Regions from separate parts of the Mus musculus genome. Here region 1 is linked to region 2. A link is a loop called in an ENCODE intact Hi-C map of the cell type or tissue named here. Cell type or tissue: left cerebral cortex. All regions are shown on one strand. Each heading gives the region's core, and the rest is flanking DNA. Links, peaks and the distances in the headings are about the cores only.

What was found. A loop is a pair of places that touch in the nucleus more often than their neighbours do. Peaks named below come from ENCODE experiments on the same cell type or tissue, not always from the same donor. Only the 100,000 strongest peaks of a DNase experiment are listed, where the experiment ranks them.
Region 1: it touches region 2 in a loop (2.6-fold over the local background); 2 of 42 quality-filtered maps call a loop at or near these places.

What each region holds. Positions count from the first base shown.
Region 1 is chr2:102,584,310-102,595,050 of GRCm38, reverse strand. It overlaps Pamr1 (peptidase domain containing associated with muscle regeneration 1), which reads right to left. Exons shown (of 11, transcript NM_173749.4): 3 at 8,328-8,456. Among named protein-coding and RNA genes, the nearest start is that of Pamr1, 40 kb to the right of the region's middle. In left cerebral cortex, for the core only: a CTCF peak has its summit at 4,854 (motif pointing left); a DNase peak (open chromatin) is centred at 4,836.
Region 2 is chr2:102,770,079-102,772,578 of GRCm38, reverse strand. All of the region lies in intron 9 of Slc1a2 (solute carrier family 1 (glial high affinity glutamate transporter), member 2), which reads right to left. Among named protein-coding and RNA genes, the nearest start is that of Gm13872, 25 kb to the right of the region's middle. In left cerebral cortex, for the core only: no CTCF peak of the experiment used is centred there; DNase peaks (open chromatin) are centred at 91 and 1,078.

The DNA.
Region 1 (10,741 bases), core at 3,570-6,069, 180 kb after region 2:
TGCAGATGTGCCTATAGGCCAACCTGATCTAAATAATCTCTCATTAAGACTTTGTTCCTAAGTGATTCTAAGTTATATCAAGCTGGTAGCAAAAACTAAGCAGCATAATCATTAACTACCTATTGAGTATTATTTCTTAGACTAAGAGATTTATACATAGCATTTGATTTGACTGCTACACACACACACACACACACACACACACACACACACACAAATTCTCTAAGGACCATTTTTATTTTGTCCCTCTTCATAAAAGAGAAACCATGACTTGCATATTTGTCAGTTCCAAGTCCGGGCTGCTAGATATTTCACAATGCCCTCCTCATTGTAGACACAACTGCACATTGTTCTTTGCCTGGAAAAGTCAAGCCACAGAAAGCTGTGGCAAGATGATCTGGTTTTCAATGAGTGATCCCTGAAGTGGAAACAAGGGTTCTTTGGAGAGTCAGTTGTGTTGGATGGTTTTTGCTGGGACAAACACATGAAGGAGTGTTTTCCTGAAGTAGACACAGGTGAAAGGCTAAGGCAATCTCATGAAGGAATGTTTCACTGAAACAGACACAGGAGAGAGGATGTTTCATTAAAGCAAACTTGATGAAGGATTCCTTGCTAACAAAACGCATGCATTGGTCCACCTTACATTTTGTAGTTGAGCTCTGTTGTTGGGACTCTGAGGACTGGGGCTGATTGGATGCACATGCTGAGGAAGAGCCATGCTAAGGCAAGGCACATGGAGGAAACATGATGTTTGGGGGTGAGGGGAGTACAAATAGAACTCCATGGAGTGTCAGGGACAGGGCCTGGCTTGCTGGTACAGCTAGCTCTGCGATGCTTGTGGGTCTTCACTAATCTTTGCTTCCCTGAGAGAGGCACAGCTGAGAACTTCTGGTGTTCTTGTTGGTCTCTCTTGCTGACTCAAGCTGACGTTGAGGCCTGGCTGTCTCTGCTAGGTCATGTCACCACCATTGCTAACCCGACTCTGCTGAACTGGACTGCTGGCGTAGCCATAAAGTGTTTGAAAAGAGATGGAGCTACTGTGAACTGAACTGCAGATTTCCAGACAACACAGATGGGAGTTGCTCCAAAGAACCTTTCTAAACAGGTCCACGTCACCCATATCCTTTCTTTTACTCTACCTCTTGTCGGTGGTGGGTTACAAGGGAGGTTAAAGCATTTAAGAACCATCATTTAAAATAGAATTTGAAAAAAATTAAGTTACAGATTCCTGTCTCCCTTTCGCTGTCCCCCGACCCCTACCCAACCTTCCTTCTTCCTCTGATCCTCCTCGTCTCAAATTTTTCTCTTAGTCATCTCTGGATATGACTCGTGTGTTTGCCTGCACACACATCATCGTGGATGCTCTAGCCCTCGAACATTTGGGGGCATGGCTCACAGCCAGTTCTTCTGCTCCTCTGCCTCTGTCCAAACACAAGTAAGAAGATAAACGTATTAGGGGCCATAATCTCTCTCTATAAATCCTCTCATATGGGTTGCTTTCCTAACCTCTTTAGATCCCCAGTATCCTTCAGGGGTTGAAGCTTCAGAATCCCTGTGGTATTGGCTACGATGTCACACAGTAATATCCTCAGGGCTGTGGGTCCTCCTGAAGCTCATGTGGGGGAGCCAGGAGAAGCCTGAGGGCCACATTAAGTAAATACCATTTTTAGATGAAACTAGCTCCCTGTCCCTCGTCCTGTATAAAAATCAACTCCAAATAGATCTAAGATCTTAATGTAAGGCCTAAAACTCTGAATGTATTAAGGAAGGTAGGAAAATGATTCAAGATACAGGAATGGGCAAAGACTTTCTGAATGAGACTAAAGTCACTCCGGAAACAATGGCAACAGTTGGCAAACAGGACTTTGTGACATTAAAAACTCCTGCACAGCAAAGTAAATAGATAATCAAATGGGGAAGAAGTCTACAAAATGGTAGGAAAATCTTAAGTAGCTATATGTCTGAGATAGGATTAATATGTAGAATATACAAGGAACTCAAAAATTAAACCGTAAGAAATTGTACAACCCAATTAGTAAATGGGCTAATGAAATGGACAGTTTGCAAAAGATAAAACAAAAATAGCCAATAAACATGTGAAAAAAAAGTTCATGCTTGTTGTCCATCAAAGAAATATAAATTCAAACTACGTTAGGATTCCTTCACATCCCAATTAGAATGGCAGTCACTAAAAAATATGAATCACTATGAATATTGGCAAGAATTAGGGCAAAATGAAACCCTTATACACTGCTGGAGGGGAAATAAGCAAGTCTGGTTATTATGAAGTTTCCTCAAAAAAACAAAAAACAAAAACAAAACAAGACCCCAAGCTAGCACCACATGACCCAGTTCTTTCACTCATGGGTCTTCCCCTGAAGGTTGCCAAGCCAACACACAGCAGAGGCACTTGCACATTGACATGTATTGCAGAACTATTCACAATGTCTAAGTTATAGAACCAACCTAAGTGTCCAACAGCAAGGCAATGGCTAAGGAAATGTTACCTATATACTCGGAAATTTTCAGCGCTAAAGAACAAAGTTGAATTTGCAAGAAAATGGGTACAACTGGGGATGATGGTATTAAACACATTAGGCCAGTCTGAGGAAGACAAATATCACATGTTTTCTCTAAGATGTGATTGGCTCCTACATTTTACATAAATATATAAAAATCATGTATGTATATATGATGTGGAAGTAGAAGCGAAAGGGGGCTGATGGAAGATGAAGGTGAGAAAGTGGGGGTGGGGCTATGGAGAAAATATGCTCAATGTACAGTGTTGTGCACAATTGTCCTTAGGTAACGTGGTACCATGTACAATGAATATATACAATGAAAATTAAATTTAAGAAGAGAACCAAAACATCTGACCTCCTCCCACAAAAAAAAAAAAAATCTCATTCCAGAAACCAGCCCTGGAGGTCATCAGGACAGCTCCACAAAGGAAGTCAATTTTTTTCATGTGGGCACATGGGCTGGCAGATGTCACTACAGTGAACAAATGTGCGACGGAGATGGGGAAGATGGGAGCAGAGCAGTGCTCGCACTGTGGAGAGAGGCAGAACTGGAGATGCAATGACAGAGGCAGGTATGAAAGAGGGCTGGGGTTGACAGTGGATCAGGTTGTTGCCCATGAAGTGGCAGGATGGCAAGAAGCAGCCTGGGGCTCACACAGATGCAGCTCCGCCCTAGAGCATACCACCCAGCTGCAGGATCTCCCTGGCTCTAGGCAATGATGGAGACCGAAGGTGAACAATGGTTCACTTTCTGGATTAGACCTCCTCCAAGGGTCACCATAGTCCATGATGCTGCTGAAGCCTACATGTGGGTCCTACCACCAGGGGCTGTGTCTATGGTCTATGCTGTCACCAGAAAACACAAGGAAGCCCATGATCTGAGCTCCAGATCAAAGAGCAAGGAAGCTACTTTGGCAGTGATGTTGGTGGCTGCAGGCACTCAGTTGAAAAAGAGGAAGATGGAAGGCTTCTGGGATACCCCCTACTCAGGCCCCAACCCCCTCCCTGAAAAGTAACAGCCTAAAAAGGAAGCCACCAAGAGAACTCTTTAAAGTGTGACAAGGATGCTGGAGAATTGCTCCCACAATCGATGGCTTCTGGTTGAGGTGCAGGCAGAAAGGTCTCAGTTTTCTTTAGAGAGTAGGCTGCTGGGAGTTTGATCATGTTCCAGTAAGTCTACGGACAACACAAATTAGACTTGTTCTTTGTTGCTGTTGTTGTTGGGGAGTCACAGTGGGGTACAGATATGGAAGGAATGGGAAGTGAGTGTGATTGCGGACTATGATGTGAAATTCTCAAAGAGTCAATAAAGAGAAGCCAACTCTGCAGTCTAAAGAGCTCTGATATCAGCCTTGCTCTTGACTTTAGACACCAGCACCTCAAATCGCAAGCACTTAGTCACAGCCCTGAGTGCCACCATTGAAAGAAACTCAGAGTCACAGAGAAGTTGCTGGTTTGAGGACCTGGGAAAGAAGTACAGGTGAACTCAAAATGCTTATGAGGAGTGAAAAGGAGGAGGGAGGGGTGCTCAAAACCAGTGTGACGGTGGTTTTTAAAGTCTTCACTGGCCAAATCTGAGGTTCAGAAAGAAAAATTAGGCATCATGAAATACAGCTGTCATTCCAACACTTGGAAGGATGAAGCAGAAAGACAGAGGCCTCCAGGCCACAGTGGGCTACATCCTGAGACCCTGTCTCTCAAGAGGAAAACACAGGAAGGAGAGATTATGCTAACATCATAAAACACAAAATATTAACATTTGTAGTATTAAAAAGAGAAAGAATGTTACGTTTTGTAAAGTGATAATTGGTGAATCCAAGTAGACAGCATGGACACAGAGAGTTCTTTCAACCCTGTAGACTTGAAATTATTTTAACTGAAACATTGAGAAAGTACAAAGAAATAGATCTTTCTTTTAGTAATATAGCACCCATGGCTCCCAGCACAGATAGTTTTGAGACCATCAAACTATCTGTCCTAATGCAGAAAGATGAAAATGATCCAAGTCTCTGGGTTCTAGACTTAGGCATGCAGGTACTCTCCTGGAGACTAGAATCTCATAACCATGGATGAAACGATCACATACTGACTGTTACGACTGTAAGGAGGTGCCAATATCATCAAAAGTACAGACAGTAACAAATTAAGGTGCTGTTCTGTCTCTCTAGTTCCAAATGTCTGAGCCTCTCAGTGTTGACCTGCCTTCCCCCTTTCCTGCTAAGATTCTACATGTTACTCAGGAAGGGAAATGGAAAGTTTCCCTACAGGAAAGAAGCCCTCCTCCTTCAGGAGAAAGGACAGGCAGGAAAGGATTGTTTGAGCGCCATCTACTGGGAAAATAGTGGTACAGCCTTGCAGCACCTGTATTGTGCCCCAGCTAGAATAGGACCACCCAAGTATGGTATCCCCTCTTCACCTTCACAGAAGGCAGTATAATGGCCAACTCCAGATAAGCATTCAGCAGACAGACAAATGCATTGCTTCTTCCCCTGAATTTGCTTTGAATTTACATAGGCAACAAGTACCTAAGAACATGAAACTGCTGTCGTCTTGGGTTTGACCTTGTTTCCACAGATGGACTTCATTCTCCTTGAGGGTTCATTGTAATCCGTGATGACCAGACTGGGCTTCCATAAGAAATGCACCATTTGTACTTGCGGCTGTGATGGCATACACTGTGTGGAATGAGGCTTTCAAAACAGGCAGAATGCAATCAGAGCCTCCCATGTGTCCCAGACAGAATGGGATGCAGAGAGGAATCTGGCCCTTCTTCTGTTTGTTTACTTCACGGAATGGACTGCTCTCCAGGTTTGTTTTTACTTGGTCTTGTTGTTTTTATCTTCCTTTGCTGAATGGCAGGCTCTACCATGAAAGAGACCGGCTGCCTGCTTGTCGTTATGTGTCCAGCACCTGGGGTGCATTCCTTTGAATGAATGTACCATCTGATAAATAATACCACAAACTTCCTACTTATCCTGTCTAATGGGATCGGTATCTTCTCTGAGCTAACTCTGTTGTCCTGAAGAAAGCTCGACTTTTAGAGTGGTGCCTTTGGCAACCCAACAAGTCAGACTCTGCAGCCAGCTTTTATACTGAAGCTCAACCCAGCACACAACTGACAGAGACTTTAGGAAAGCCATGCATGGGATATCTCTGGCTACCTGCTATTCAGACGAACTTGAGGTCCCTCGCTATACTTCTAGCGTGTCAATGAGTGGTATCTTGCTCTTTAAGCTCCTCTCATCACTTGCTCTTTCCTCTCACCTAGCCACTGAAGTAGCATTCCTAGCTATGACCTTTGCACACGGCACTGGCTCCACTTCAATGAGCCTTTGATATATTGCTAGAATTACCTGTCAGGTGTCACTTTTCTGGCCTTCTGGGTTAGTTTTTGTCAGCTTGACACAAACTGAAATCAGTTCTCCTAACTTTGCAACAGACAGAGACCACTGCAAAAAATCACAGCTAACCAGAATGTAGTTCCAATAGATAAATTTACAGAATATTTCTGTACCTAAAACTCAGGAACATTATAGAGGAGGGGGCAGAAAGATCATAAATGCAAGAAGATCAGGGAGTTTGTTTGGAAATTGTGTCTCCTAGCAATATCAGAAGCTACTATTAAGTCCCATGCACGACTGCACGAGCTGAGTGAGGATGACATCAGTGGACTGGATGCCAAACTGGATGAAGAAAGGTCCACAAGGCTCAGCCATACACAAGGAACTCTAAAAAACAGAGGAATGCCAGGAATGGAGGAGGTGCTCGTCCCCAGGGAAGAGCACACCAATTAGTTGTTCAAGGCCAAATGGTCATCCCTGAAAATATACATATCATTATGTATATATAACATTATCCAGACTGAAGAGGTTATATTTAGGAATTAGATGTGTGTGTGTGTGTGTGTGTGTGTGTACATACATGCTTATGAATCTCATGTGTATGGATATCAGAGCAGCTTGAATGTCATTTCTCAGATATTTTCTATCTTTGTTTGCTTGTCTGTCTGTCCTGGCTGTTTGTTTGTTTGTTTGTTTGTTTGTGTCTATGCTTGGCCTGACACTCACCAAGTTGATTAAGCTTGGCCATCCACAATCTCCGTGATCCACTTGTCTCCAACTCCCCCTGACCATCATGCCCAGCTCTTTACATACGTGCTAAAGACCAAACCTGGGTCCTCATGCTTACGTGGCCAGCACTTCACTAGCTGAGCTCAATTTCCAGAACCCCACATCTCTCCTAATCTATTACTGAAAGCAGTTTTGTATTTGGACTTCCTACCATCTTATCAATTAGAGGTATATGGAAAACAAGTCAATATATCACTTCTGCACATAACATTGGGCTTTCACTATCTCTAAGCAAAGCACTAAATACTTCAGATGTACTTATCACACTTATTCAGTGCCATAGGATAGATAGCATTCTATAGTTTGTACCCTGATCATTGTTTTCTCCCACCATCGCATAGAGTAGCTGCCAAGGTGAAAAGCAGGTTATATCACACAGCTAACCAGCCTGGTTAAAAAAAAATCTACAAAGCCCCAAATTAAATTTCCTGGAATCCAATTAAAGTAGCACAGAAAATTTAAATCAGCAGTAGAGACCAGCACTTTAAAATTTACCCACCTTCTAGAACTGTTGTATTCACTCTGGAATATAAACTAACCCTTCTCTTCCTCTGGGTTTGGTGGAGTCTTAAAACTACTAGCATCTGGCTACAGATTAGGTCCAGTGGTTGGGACAGCATCACTATAAACAAAGTCTCTGTAAACTAGGAATGCCATTCACAGAAGTAAAGCTGATCACCCTGACAGCTTCTGACCCCACTAAGAAACAAACAAAGCAGATTTGCTGAAGTCCCACCACATGGGCCTGGCCATGGATACAGGCTCTCAGGAAACATCCTAGGCTAGCCATGAGGAGCATCCTGGACTGAGGGAGGTACCAGATTTCCATTCCAAAGCTCTTTCAAAGAGCTTTGAAGCTCAGAGAAGAATAACAATGACTAATCCTCTGAGATCAAGTACTTTCCAGAAGAATTCCCTTCCTGGGTAAAATGGTGTCCTAGCAGTTTATGTGGTTTCAAGAACTTAACCCAGGAGTTAAGAAATGTATCAAAGAAATTTCTATTTTAAATACATTACACAAGACAATAGTGAACCCTATTTCACTATCTGCTGATCAAAGCCACCTCAAAGTTGAATATCCATTATGGCACGCGAGTGTGTGTGTGTGTGTGTGTGTGTGTGTGTGTGTGTGTGTGTGTGTGTGTGGTGTGGTGTGAGTGTGTGTGTGTGTGTGTGTGTGTGTGTGTGTGTGTGTGTGGTGTGGTGTGAGTGTGTGTGTGTGTGTGTGTGTGTGGGGGGTGTGTGTGTGTGTGTGTGTGTGTGTGTGAGTGTGGTGTGAGTGTGTGTGTGTGTGTGTGTGTGTGTGGTGTGAGTATGTGTGTGTGTGTGGTGTGAGTGTGTGTGTGTGTGGTGTGAGTGTGTGTGTGTGTGTGTGGTGTTAGTGTGTGTCTGTGTGTGTGTGTGTGTGTGTGTGTGTGTAAGTATTTGGCTCTATTTGAGCAAAAGGTGAACTTGAGGTCAAGATAAGGAAGCTTCTAGAAACACAATCCCAAACATATGTCCACTATCCACCCTGGATAGATAGAAATCTATCTTTGTTTTGATAGTCCTATCTCTAGCCACGTGCATTCCAAAACTGAGATTCCAACAAGGTAAACATGAGTTGCATTCTAAGCTGAGACTTGGATGCTAAACCAAGCCAGAGCTTGTGCATGTGCACAGGGGGTCTACTTACGCATGCAGTCTCCTCCGTACCAGCCTGCCCTGCACTCTGCGCAGTAGAATCCCTTCACGTAGAAGTCATCCAGAGTTCCGCCCCAGGAGCCATTGCGGCAGCTCTTGCAGTTTTCAAAGATGGTACAACCTGAAACATTCCAAACTGTTAGTCTACACATTTTCAGATTTTTACTTTCTAAGGAGGCAAACTAAGTCTCTCTGCACAGCCCCATCTCTGCCCTGGTATGTAGACCTGGAAAAATATCAATGATCTTAGGTGAACCTGCTCATACCAAGGAGCAGGAGGTTCACCCAGATTCACGCAAGGAGTACGGAAGGGGATTTGAACATTGATGATCAGTTATGGTTTTGTAGAAAGTAATACAAATTAGTTTGTAGTGAATGATGGAATCCAGCTAGCGTGGTACTAGTTTTTATTGTTTACAAATTTCTTTCATGTTTGTTGTATAATAGAAAATTGAGATAAACAAAACAATTTACTTTTTAAAAATGTTATCTGGAGGATGCTGTTCGCACTCTTTCTTATACCTGATGGCTGGGAACAAAATCCAGGTTCTGTGTTCAACTCCCTGAACCCAGGTTTTAAAAAAAAAATCTACGCATAATGGCATAAATTTGTAATCCCAGTTTTGCAGAGGCGTAGATGGGCAAACCTCAAGAATCACTGGCCAGCCAACCTAAACTACTTGGCAAGTTCCAGGCCAGTGAGGGACCAATTGGCCATGTCTGAGGAATGACGGCCAATGTTGTCCGATAGCCTCCACACACATATGAACGCATGCACACACACACACACACACACACACACACATCACCTGTATATAAATGCACATACAAAAATTAGTCTTCTGCTGTCTACTATGCATTTTGTTTTAATCATTCATTTACTAATGACAAATGTGTTTCTATACATATTTGTCTATGCCAGGCACTCATATAACAGGAGTACAGCATGAAATCAGCACCGGCAACTGGCTACAGTCTTGCTCTAGGAAGATCATGCAGGCAGAGCCCACCAGAGAGAGCTGGGGCATTGCTCAGGTGTGGTTCATCTCAAAAGCCAGGTCTTCTGAAGAGTTGAGGGAGAGAGTGAGAAAATGCAGAAATGATTTCTTCCCACTTATCAATACACAGACCGCAGCCCTGCCCTAATGCCCTTACCTGTCAAGATGTGATTAAATTGTATCTGCCCCTTGGTACTGTTTAAAAATACATTAACCTGTCAAAAGTGACATGTAAGTAGTAAGTACTTTCAGATCACACACTATTATTATTCTGCTTTCCCATAATTCCACCTGGCTTATCCTTACCATTGTATATTCCATGCCTAATGTCACCTGCTTTATTGCCATTTTTCTATAGCCGAAGCAAGCAAAGGGCAGTATCTTAGTCTGCATTAAATCTTCAGAACCCAGTATAGCACTGAATAAAAATTATCTTAGAGAATGAATGACTAATCAACTGCTGGAGATGGCCACTGTTTGCTTGGGTTGACAGCATGCTTCTTTGCTTCGTGTGTGTGTGTGTGTGTGTGTGTGTGTGTGTGTGTGTGTGTGTGTGTGTGTTTTTTCTCCTCTATAGCAGAGTGACTCACAGTTCTCTTTCCATTCCCTCCTGACTATGCTTTCCGTCCTACCAGAGAAGCTGAGCTGCTGATATGATTGATGGGGCTATCCCATCCTGTGCCCCATAACTGAGTCCCCGTGGGCAGCCTGAGCCTTGCAAACACCAATCTCACTCACATGTCACTGAAGAGACAAATGGACTCAGAGACTGCCCTCAACAGCCCTGCTAATGCTGTTCCTTGACACAGCTTTGTATTAGGGTCCTAAGGTTCCAGTCACAAACCCCAGCCTAGAGATGAAGATGGGCAAAGCTCAGCAGGAAACACACTAGGAAGCTCACGGGTTGCCAGGGGAGCTATTGCAGATCCTATTTGCTTTTACCTTAGAGTTCAGGGATTGATTAGAGGCCACCACACTGGGCTCATGCAGTGCTGCGGATCAAGTCCAGGGCTTGCACTCAACCAATTGAGCTATATCCACACATCTATCCACAACTAAGACTATCATTTTTCTTTCAAGACAGAAATGTAAACTGAAGTCACAGTATGTTCCACCTTCCACCTATGGGATTGATAGAAGTCCAGATGATGTATTTTGCTACACTGGTTGACAAAGCAATACCCTCATATACCCTCATCATGAGCGTTAAAGGAAATCACAAAGAATTAGACAAAAGCTAGAAAAACAACATACATGCCTCCCTTTGACCCCTGACCTCACTTCTAGGATTCTACCTCAAAGATAAACTGTAAAAATTTTAATTGCTATGTTTAAGAGCATTCACTGTAGTGTTATTAGATCGGACATCCTTAATCTGAGAAATTTCAGTTCAAAATAGGATTGTGTG
Region 2 (2,500 bases), core at 1-2,500:
CACAAAGCTTCTAGAGTCTTCAGAGAGACAGTGGATGTGGGAGTTGGTTTCCTTTTCCATCAGGAATAGAGTGGAAGCTAAGTAAGTTTTGGATGTAGTGTGGAGGCGGCAGTGGTGTGGTGTGCGAGTATGCGTGAGCACATGTATTTATGTGGGTGTATTTAAGACATTTGCACATGGATTAAATAAGGATCAGAGAACCTATCTTCTCACTCCTACAATACTTAAGAAATATCCAAGTTGTTACTATTTGAATTATATATTGCTCATTTAATAGTTATTAAAAATGATAAATCACACCTCTCCGTTACAACTACATAGGGCATGTACTATTAGATTTCTTATAATTTGCTGTAACTTTTAAATGAATCAGTGCTAAGTGATCAGAATAATATCTAGCACTCAACTCCCTTACAATGCAATTTCATTGAATGGCTGTATAAACTGGCAATAGTCACTCAATACAGATGCTTAGATCACCAGATTCGGGCTGACCAGACACTCCTTCCATACTCCATCCAGCTCAGTCTCCCAGAATTAAGATTCCTGGACTCTACCACCAGCACCACCTGGGAACCTGGTACAAATGTCTGTTCTGTAGACCTCCTGGGTCCACATCAGAATGACTGCAGACTCAGTTTGAGGATCAGAGCTGTGCTCCCTCCAGAGAGGAGCACTAACACAGTTATACCTACCCTTACTTGGCAAACACGAGTCCAGGAAAGATCTCCCTAAGAGTGTCATATGAGAAGTGGACCACACATCCACGATGCTATCACTGTGTGTGGCTTTTCCTTTTTGGATCTTGATGGGCCCAGGGATTCATTATCTGTCTCTGGCATCAGTTTTATTTCAGTTTTCCTTTGGACTCCCCTCATTATCTTCCTACAGTTTCTTATAAAGATCTGAGTTTTGATACAAAGGGTTTCAGGAGCCGGGCTAAGTATTAACCATGGCTGCCTTTCCCATACTTCAGGACTTGGGCATGTGAAATGCTCTAGAATCTAGGTTTTTCACCATGACATTTACAGACAAGGAATCTAGGGCTGAGTGGGCTGTAATAAGACTAGACTCTAGCAGTTGGCAAACATTGTGACACACTAAATGTCACTGTGGCCTCTGTTTGGTTTTAAATGGAAAAATTGCTAGTGTTATGAAAAGCTTACAGACTTTGCCTAAAGAGGAAAAAACTTACCCTACTCTCTTTCTTTCTACTCTTCTGTCATCAACTACTTTTCTGAAGAACAGCCAGCCTTGTCTTTCACTCATATCTCAACCTAGCCCCATTCCCACTTACACACCAGTGGACATCAAAGCCATGGAGTTTAGCAAGCTCAAGCGCTTGTTTCTAGAACTCTCACTGGTATGGAAGAAGGTGGGATCGGTACTGATTCAAAGCAGACCTAATCCACACCCGATGTCCATCTACCCAAGATCCCCCATGCTTCCTCCCTTCTTTTTTTTTTTTTTTTTTTTTTTTGGTTGTTTTCGAAACAGGGTTTCTCTGTCCTGGAACTCACTCTGTAGACCAGGCTGGGCTCAAACTCAGAAATCTGCCTGCCTCTGCCTCCTGAGTGCTGGGATTAAAGGAGTGCGCCACCAACACCCAGCCCTCCTTCCCTTCTTGATCACATGGCCTCAGCCCCTCTAAGTCTTAGAATTAGAAAAAGCTTTTCATTGGTCCTCTTCTTTCCCATTCCAGCTCAGGACTGGTTGTTTGTTTGTTTGTTTTTGTTGTTTTGGTTTGTTTCCTTGTGTGGTTTTGTTAGGGAAATTAATTCTGATGGATCATTGGGGTGGGGGGGAGTGATCAGTGGTGCTCACCCTGCTCCTTCCTGCTGGCACACTACAGACTTAAAGGACACCATTCTCTACACAACTGTGAGCAGGCGAGCATCTGCATGGTGTGATCTGAGAGGACTCAACCCTCCTTTTTCATTTGCTAACATTTAGGTCAGATGTAGGCAAGGTCTTCAATATTTCATGAAGCAATCCTCTTCCAACAGGCTTGAGAGCAGGAGACTGCCAAGAAATCCAGGGCTGCAGTGGCAGACTTGCTGGGGCTAGAGAACTTGAATTTTAAGAGTCCCTAAGGCTTTGATCCTACTTCATTGTTCCCTATTTAGGTTACTGGTTATATTTTAATCTTAGAGGAAAAAAAAATAAACTAAGCACAAATAAAAGGGTCTCTGGTTATTATTACATAGAATCAGGGATGTCTTTGTCCATTTGAGGTACTGTAACAAAATACTCGAGACTGGAATGTATAAAGAACAGAAATTGATTGTCTTAGATTTATAGAGGCTGAGAAGTCATAGGTGAAAAGCACCAGAACCTGGGGTGGCCAATCTGTGCCATCATAGGGCAGAAGGTAACAGGACAAAGCAAGAGGAAAGGGGGTAGGTGTGACGGCACTAGCACCACTCTTCCTGGAGCAAGCAGTTCTTAAAGTCCTACCTCTGTTAATTCTGTTAAAATGAAAGCAACACACGGGCTATTC